2 separate regions of the Homo sapiens genome follow, and region 1 is linked to region 2. Evidence: read pairs that join two places in POLR2A ChIA-PET (ENCODE). Cell type or tissue: A673. All regions are shown on one strand. Links, peaks and the distances in the headings refer to the core of each region. The heading gives the core; the rest is flanking DNA. Region 1 has its middle 88 kb from the start of LINC02040. Region 2 overlaps ADAMTS9-AS2 (ADAMTS9 antisense RNA 2).

Region 1 (4,403 bases), core at 294-4,293, 130 kb after region 2:
ACAGGTTACCTGCAGAGCTACGGAGGGAAATACTCTCAAGTAGTTCTGGAAGGTTAATATGCCTCAGAATTGCCTAGAGGGTTGATGAAAACATAGATTGTGCCCTCCCACTCCACCCCACCCCCCACCCCCACCACTGCTACCTGTAGTTTCTGACTTAGTAGGTCTGTGTTTGGACTTAAGAATTTGCATTTCTAACCAGTTCCCAGATGATGCTGATACTGCTGGGATGGAGACTATACTTTGAGCACTGTTGCTCTAAGGGGTATTTGGTTGAGGGAGAAAGACTTCATCATGTTGTATTTTACATCTCTTGGAGATAATCCTCTGCTTAAGAAAAATAATTACTAACTTATATAGATACAATATGAGGCCTGCCAGAAAGTGTCTCTCATCCTGCCTTAAAATATCAACATACTCTCTAGGATGGGTAACATTCAGCCACCCACAGCCATTCACATGTGGGATCTGATGGAATGGGACAGAGGACAGGTAAGTTGTTGTTGTTGTTTTAATAGCCTTTACTTTTTAGAGCAGATTTAGGTCCACAGAAATATTGAGCACAAATACAGAGCTCCTGTATACCTCCTATCCCACCTCATTCCAACAGTTCTCACTGTCAACATCCTCCACCGGACTGGTACATTTGTTGCAATTGATGAACCTCCATTGATACATCATTATCACCCAAAGTCCATAGTATATGTTAGTGTTCACTCATGTTGTACATTCTATGGGTTTGGACAAATGTATAACAACATGTATCCACCATGATAGTATCATACAGAATAGTTTCACTCCCCTAAAATCCTCTGTGTTCTGTCGATTCATCCCTCCCTTCCCCCAACCCATGGTTTTGCCTTTTCCAGAATGTCATATAGTTGGAATTCTATAGTGTGTATCGTTTCCAGATTGGCTTCTTTCATTTAGCAGTTTGCATTTAAGATTCCTTCATGGTTTTTTGTGGCTCGATCGCTCATTTCTCTTTGTTGCTGAATAATATTCTGTTCCCTGGATGTACCATTGTTTATTTATCAATTGACTTACTGAAGGACATCTTAGTTGTTTCCAAGTTTTGGCAATCATGAATAAAGCTGCCATAAACATTTATGAGCAGGTTTTTGAGTGGATTTAGATATGTACTTTTTAACCATTTGGCAAAAACATTCCTATAACTTGTATTTTTGTGTATTTCACAATGAAACATCTTTATATTTTAATTTTTTTGTTTTATTAACTAAACTTTTTTGGTTTTTTAAGTTGGTAAAATGATATATAATTATCATGTACACCATGATGTTTTGAAGTATACATACATTGTGAAATGACCAGTTCTAGCTAATTAACACATTTTATTGGCTCTCATAGTTATTTTTGTGGTGAGAACACAGCATTCACCCTCTTAGCAATCTTCAAGAATATAATATATTTTTATTAACTGTAGTCACCATGTTGTACAATAGATCTCTTGAACTGATTTCCATGTAACTGAATTGAGACATTTTTAAATGAGCTAATATATGCAAAGCATAGTACGTGGCACATATCAAAGCTTAATAATGCTACCAGACAGGTAAGTTTTGACAACATAGACTTGAAAGGAAAAGCAAAACGTGAAGCCAGGGTGTGCTATCTTGAGTATATTATTGAGGAATCAGAGGTAATATACAAAATATTGACACTCTAAGGGATGGAGGTGCTAATGGTAAGATGAGAACCACTACAGAGGAATTTTTTACTCATCAATTCAAGAAGCACATCTCATTCATACAGACAATAACACCCTACCATTTAATTGACATGATGATTAAAGTTGCCTCCAGTTTCCTGGGTCTGGTTTCAATACATGTTAAAAAAAAAAAAAAAAAAGCCTGAATATATTTCTTGTCTATGAAAGGGCATTTTTCCAGATTCATGACCTTTTTGTCTACTAGAGACATACATGGCAAGAGTGAAAGGAAGTATTGTGAAAGAGACAATTTCTTTGAAATCCATATGTGGATAGAAAGTGCAGCATTATCTGTGAGAACAATGATATATGTACATAGGTACACATACATGTGATTTTTTTTTTCCAAAGGTTTGAGTTGTCAGGCTAAATGCTACAGAACAAGAGGGCTTGTGGAGCTAGGTTATAAAACCGTGAGACGCAGAAAGGAGTAGTACACAGGTTGGCATTTGGATAGCTTTCCTCCAAGATCAAGTAGAATGAATTTCTGACATCAAGAGGCCATTTTGCTCTGCTCTGGAAATAGCCTTACACTAACACCAAGTAACAGCATAACAAGTTGCATAATATCCAGCCTTAAAGACAAATGCAAGTGATTTGGAAAGTCATTTAGGAGTTGGTTATCTATAATATCAGCTATCTAAATGGCCTATTCCTTAACCTCGCCCAAGTCATTAAAAGTTAGCTGGTTTTCTAAGCTAATGGCCCACAGGTGTGATTTGTTCAACCTGCATCTCTTGCTGCTAGTTATTGTGCCTTTAAATGTTGAACTCGAATGAGTCAAATGGAGCACTCAGTCTCCTGTGTGCAACCTTGCCCACTGGCCTCTGATATCTTTTGCCTGGACTGGGTGAAACCTTTAAGTCACTGACCAATCCCTTGGAAAGACTTGAGTTTTTGACCCTTGCTATATAGTTTACCAAGTTTCTCTTCAACAACAGCATTATTTTCCTATTAATCTAACTGCCTCTTATTTTTTCCTCATCTCGCTAGTGAAAGGCCAGGTTTTTCCATAAGAATTTAATTGTTCCTGGGTGGATGATATAATAGTATGTGAAACTTAGGGAGGAAATGGTTCTCGATGAAAGCACAGAATTACTTTCTGGCATGGTTCACAGTACAGTCCATATTATTGACCTCTTTGGGAAGGGCTTGAAAATTTTGAGCTCAATAAATAAAACGGGTCAAATCTGTGAAGTAACTTGATTTTTAGCAACAGAAGCATATTACCACCGGACACAAATTAGCTTAGAGAATACATTAAATTTTAGGAGGTACAGAAGGGGCTTTTTTTTTTTTTGACAAAAGAAGGCTGGGAGAATGTGAAATACCCGAGGCATGTTCATTTTTATTCTGTAATGAATAGGAAATCTACTGCAGTAAAAGCAGAATTAATGATTCAAAAACAGCTGGAGATATTGAAACAGAAATTAAACCTACTTACCTAACTCTTAAAACTGGCAAAAGGGCAAGGCAGGCTGAAAGCCAGCACCTGAAGAGGGGTGGAATGTGGATGTTAAAAATCTGTGACCAGTCATTTGCAGGACATTCACATACAGCTACGGTAAAGCCCACAAGTAGCAAATCTCACTAATTAGGAATAACGGGGTGATGGCCACTTGAAATCACTGGAAAACCTGAAGTGTGGACACTTTTTAAGGACACGTAGTCGTGCTGCTTTCAAGACAGAGACTAACAACAAATGACTTTAAAAGGACTGCAAGGTCCCACTGGAGCTGCTAAGAGATAAAAATCATTTGCACTTAGCACATTCTTTATAGGCCAGGGGCTGGTGCTTGGGTTGTACCAATCACTTTAAAACAGTTTGATTTTAAAAAGCTATGCATACCTCCTGCTATCTTATCTATGCTGTTCATTTGACCATTTTTTCCAAAAATGGTAGAAAAGTTTACTTTAGTCCAAGCGCTTTCCTGAGTGACAAATTCACGTTGATAGTATATGTCATATTGAAATGGTCCCAATGATCTTAGAAATTCTTACTGTTACAGTTGGGGAAAGGCTGAAAATTGGAACATATGTATGTATGTATGCACATGTGGGTGTGTATGCATATGTGTATAAGGCCCATATTTGCCATCTTCTATGTCGCTCTAAGTTGTTTTTTTTTTTTTAATTGAATTCTAGGAGGCAAGTATGCAAACTTGAGCCTTAAACAATTGATTTTCTGGTTTTTCTTTTTCAGGGTATTGGGAAGATATAGGAATCATGACCAGGGCTTTTCTTCACTAGTAAATTTTGCTGGCGGATTTTAAGCAAATAGAAAATTCATCTGGCAGCTCTGTTTTACCATCACATATATATCTTCAAACTTATTCTGGATAGAAAAACAACATTTATGTCCAAACCCATTTCAACATCCGCTCTTAACCAAAAGAGGTCTTTATAGAATTTCCAAGGCTAAAGCACTTATTTCCATACTTAGTGACTTTCATGAGACAGGAGCCTATGAAAGAACACACTAATTCCAGGATATTTGTGAACATCTATGCATTTGGGGGCCAAGGTACAAATGGATTGTATATTTGCTAGATGAAACTCCCTGAGATTCCCTCAGGAGGAAGGAAAAGAACTTATATCAAGTGCATTCCCAGTGTCAGTCCCTGAATAAGCTTTAGGTTTGAAATATATTAAATGGTGTCGCTATTTAAAAGTA
Region 2 (4,403 bases), core at 122-4,121:
TACACTTTTTTGGGAATAACATAATGTTCAAAGTAGGGGAAAGGGTCAGTGGACAGATATTGTAATGAGGATGGGACCCAAGATAAGACAATGGAAAAACAGGTAGAAAAGTATTAAAAGTAATGGCAAAAACCACGATTACTTTTGCACCAACCTAATAAGAATCTCAGAAATCAAGACTTTAGTGAGGAAGCAATTTTTGATGATAATGAAGGAACCTGCTGTTTTCAGAGGAGGGAGGTCGAGGGACATCAGTAAATAACCAGATTAATTACCTAGAATGAAGCACAGAGATCTCTGCTCACTGGGTTCAGCAAATCCATAGGCTAAACAACCAATAGGCAGTACATGAGATATTGAAGTTCTGGTTTAGGTCAGCCTGAGAACACCAGGCAGGTAACGCATTACTTCTTTCCACCCATTTCCTGCTCACAAATTGCAGATGGAAAACAGATTTTTACAAAATCAATTTTCTTGTTTTATCAAATACCAAATATAAAAGCTCATGTCCATATAATCACAGTTAATGATTCTCGAAAGCAAATTTAGAATTAGGGGCAATTACAACAAAACCTTAGCAGAGTAAGTTATAAAACAACTTATTTTCAGTTATAGGAATAATTTCCCACTGAAGGCAACTATTCTTTTTTTTTATTTTTTTAGTGTTTTTGGAAAAGGGACAAATTTAAGTAGGTAAGACAAAAAACTGAAATTCTACAAGCATTTTAGTTTCCAGTCCAAGACAGCTGTTGGGTGATATCACCCATTGTGAAAACAGCCATGCGTGGAGGGAATTGGCAGAAGAAAAGCAAGAACACTCGATATGGGGTGTGTAAACGTGCTTTCTCTGTCTCCTTTGATTTTCCTTATAGCTAGACCCACCTAAAAGTGAAGTTACATATGTGGATGTTTATATGAAGAATAAAGGACACAAGAAAGGATTCAAGAAATGAAAAACGGTGGAGGAAGATAAACATTTCAAGATTCAGATCACGTTGCTGCCCGAATTCAGAGTGTCTCTAAGGAAATAGCTAGAAGGGGTTTTCAACTCTCAGCTTCCTTCCAAGGAATAAAGAATTTGCTGTGAGCAAAAAAACTTGCCAAGAAAATGCCAATTTGTGTCACACTAACATCTTTCTTAAGGCTGAACGTGGACTTCGGAAATGTGAACCTTTGGCTCTGGTGAACACAGTCAGCCTTGAGGGTTTGAAATTAGGTTCTTCAGAAGGACGGAAGGAAATCTGAGAGATCAACTTAGACACCCACTAATTAGAAAATGCACCGACACCAGAGACTTGTTTGCAATGAGTGGTGGGGTCAACCTTTCCATGGCACCTGACGTGAACTTAGAAAAATGGAATCCCTGAAAACGTTTGGAAATGATTTTATCGGAGACAGAGAGAGACAGCAACTGCTGGAGGGAGAAAGAGAGGACAAAAGGCAAACCAAAGTGAGATGCTGTAATCGAGAAGACTTGGCGAGAACAAATGGAAGAACGTTTGAACTTGCTTGTTGCAGACAAAACAACCTTCAAAGGCTACCTTTTTCCTATTTGATGGGGTAAAATTGCTTCCACCAATGCATTATACATATTTAAAACTCTCTTTCTGCATTTATAATCTTCATAGATGCAGCTTCCTCCAAACTTAGGTAATGAATGTAAGATGATGCTCCCTTGGGGGTTGTAAAGACAATCTAAGAACAAGTCATTTCGGAGTAACAAACTTCACAGCTGGGGATACTTTCCATTGCATAAGGCACCTACCCCTAAAGCTTTCATTGTTTCACTCTTAGGCAGTTATGTCATTATTTCACTTACCTCATTGGGGAAATCATTGTTTAACAACCAAATATAAATGGGGAAATAGTCTTCTACTTTATCTTCTCTAGGATAACAGCTTCCCTCCCCCACTTCCCTCCACAGAAGGATTAGTCCCAAATGGGTGATGAATTGCTCTAAACAGTCCAACAATCCCAGAGAGAGAAATGAGAAGAAAAATAACTAGCTGATTACCAATAGGGAACAAATTGGCCACTTGAGAATTCAGTGGCTAGAATGACAAATGAGAAAATGAAAATCCTCATCAAGGGACTAGACTTGCTGATTAGTCCAAGTGCAGATGACCACTTCCCATGCCTCTCCTGCCCTGCTGTGCGATGATTTACATCTGATTGAACATTATTTTTTATTTGGGACCGGATTTCTAAAAGGGTGTTTGGAAAACTTTGAAGTACTTAATTATAACCAGGAGGCATTTGGGGGCTGAGCACTGAAATGGAAGATGCTCTGTGTTGGGCTTATGGAATGTTCATTTAGGGAAGAACCCATGTCTGCCTGGTTTGGTCTGGTTTTTCATTCCATCACCCCTTAAGGCAGCTTTCCAAGGTTTTCTGGACTCTGGAAGAAAATAAAAATGAGAAGCGTATTCTTGGCCGAGGGATCCACATTGAAGGCAGACTCCAGGATTTCAACATGTGGATAGACTGGGCTTTCTGTTAATCATCAATTACTAAAAATAGAAATAATCTGGGACTCCTTTGAAGGGAGACCATTTTTTATGAGACTTCATTTGAACCAATCTGTCAAGGGAAGTTGGGTATATAATGAACAATAGACATTCTTAGTGGTGCTAAGTCATATATGCATGAAGAAATAAAACAGGACTGTCAACCATTATCCTCCAAGTGGACATAGTCACATGAGCTACAGGAATTATGAGGAAAAGGGGAGGTGGAGATTTTGAGTCAGGTGATCAGGATAGGATTCAGAGAGAAAGGGTAATAGGACTCAGGCCTTGAAGGAGGGATAGAGCTATAGTGATTTCTGGGTGGGAATCACTTGAATGAAGAATAGTACTGATTTTTTTTTAAATGATTTGGTACAGAGTAGAATGTGTGTCTTAAGCAAAGCGTTTTTCAGTACAGGAATCTGGAAAGATGAGACAGAACATAAAATTTTACATGTATGAATGGGTCTTTAACACCAGGCAGAGAATTGGGTTTGATTCTAAAAGGACCAGAGGTACATTAAGGATTCTAAGGCAAGTTAGACTTGTTTTAGAGGTCTATTTTCCTCATCTGACAAAAAGAATCAGCAAAACAGCATTCTCTGTAACTTTTCCAACAAGTAAAATCAACATGTAAGACTGCCATTTTGATTCTTCTTTGGTTTGTGGGACCAGTGCTGTGGAAGATAAGAATGAATTAGCACAGTGCCTGGCTCTAGGACTCAACACATATTGTTAAATGCATGAATGAAGCTGAACTATATAGAACCAGAGTACTGTTTCCTAGAACAGATAAAGAAGACCTTATTACCTCAGACCTCTCAAGAGGTATCAATAGAGAATTTGATGGGGGCCCTGGTTGGAAGTTATGTGAACCTGGGCATGTAACTTCACCTTTTTGAGTCTGTATTTCATCATCTGAAAAAGCAAAGGTGAGTTTCATGAATGAGCTTTAATTACAGGAAGATTTTATGTGTATTTTTGGGGAAAGAGATGCCATACATGGCTTGTGTTGGATTCACAGGAGTCCATGATCCAAGATATGGTTAAGAACCACTGGATATTTCTTTTAAACTATAAGAGTCTGTGACTCTGAGACTCCAGGGATGATTTTCCTCCCTGGAAGGACAATTGGAATATCAGACCTCACAGCCCTGCCAATTTTGTTACCTTGTAGGAGGCCTGTGGCTGATTGATTTGACTGAAATGAGGAGGAGAGGATGTTCTTAACTGTCAACCCAGCCTCAGATTCCTCAGCAATTTAAGAACTATTATTGATCTGATCAGCCATTCTGGAACATAATTGACCATTGAAAGAGGCAAATCATTGAAAGGCAGCTGTTCCCAACAGAACATGACACTGGCAACATGGTAGCCTCTGACACAGCCCTTTCTGTAGAATGTTTCCTCTCTCTTCTTCCTTTTTTCAAGTGGGCATGTTCATAGTGGACTCTGTCATAAGGTTATCAGAAAGAATAACTAGTTAAAGATGGGGAAAGCATTTGGTAAGATGAGATACACTTCTGCTCTTAAGGCTATTCTTCAAAACAATATGCAATGATATTTTTGTTGAATGGATACACTCAGCAGTCACTCTGATTTGGAGACTTGTCAATGATGTAATGCTTGCCAGTTAACATGAGCAGTTATAATGAAAATGTTATAGCCCTAGAAGCTATTGTCAGTATAAAACTCTAGCACAGAAAGCTAGTCCCAGTAATTTATAGTGAGGCAGCACTCTTAATGATTTTTGGCTTCATGCATTAATGAACAGAGATGTAAAGGATAAAGGACTTATAATGTAATAAGGAAAACTCAAGAAAAGATTCAGCTCTAATCAAAATAAATTGTGTTTTTAGATTGATTTTCATAAATTCAACCATTACCCTTTATTTA

What was found. Peaks named below come from ENCODE experiments on the same cell type or tissue, not always from the same donor. Only the 100,000 strongest peaks of a DNase experiment are listed, where the experiment ranks them.
Region 1: POLR2A ChIA-PET joins it to region 2 with 7 read pairs; 3 of 35 experiments call an interaction of 5 or more read pairs at or near these places.

The regions. Positions count from the first base shown.
Region 1 is chr3:65,084,549-65,088,951 of GRCh38, forward strand. No RefSeq gene overlaps it. Among named protein-coding and RNA genes, the nearest start is that of LINC02040, 88 kb to the right of the region's middle. In A673, for the core only: no CTCF peak of the experiment used is centred there; no DNase peak of the experiment used is centred there.
Region 2 is chr3:64,956,024-64,960,426 of GRCh38, forward strand. The region is part of intron 4 of ADAMTS9-AS2 (ADAMTS9 antisense RNA 2); the gene reads left to right. The region is part of intron 1 of LOC105377124 (a long non-coding RNA gene); the gene reads right to left. Among named protein-coding and RNA genes, the nearest start is that of LINC02040, 220 kb to the right of the region's middle. RefSeq lists a silencer at 3,158-3,358. In A673, for the core only: no CTCF peak of the experiment used is centred there; a DNase peak (open chromatin) is centred at 1,698.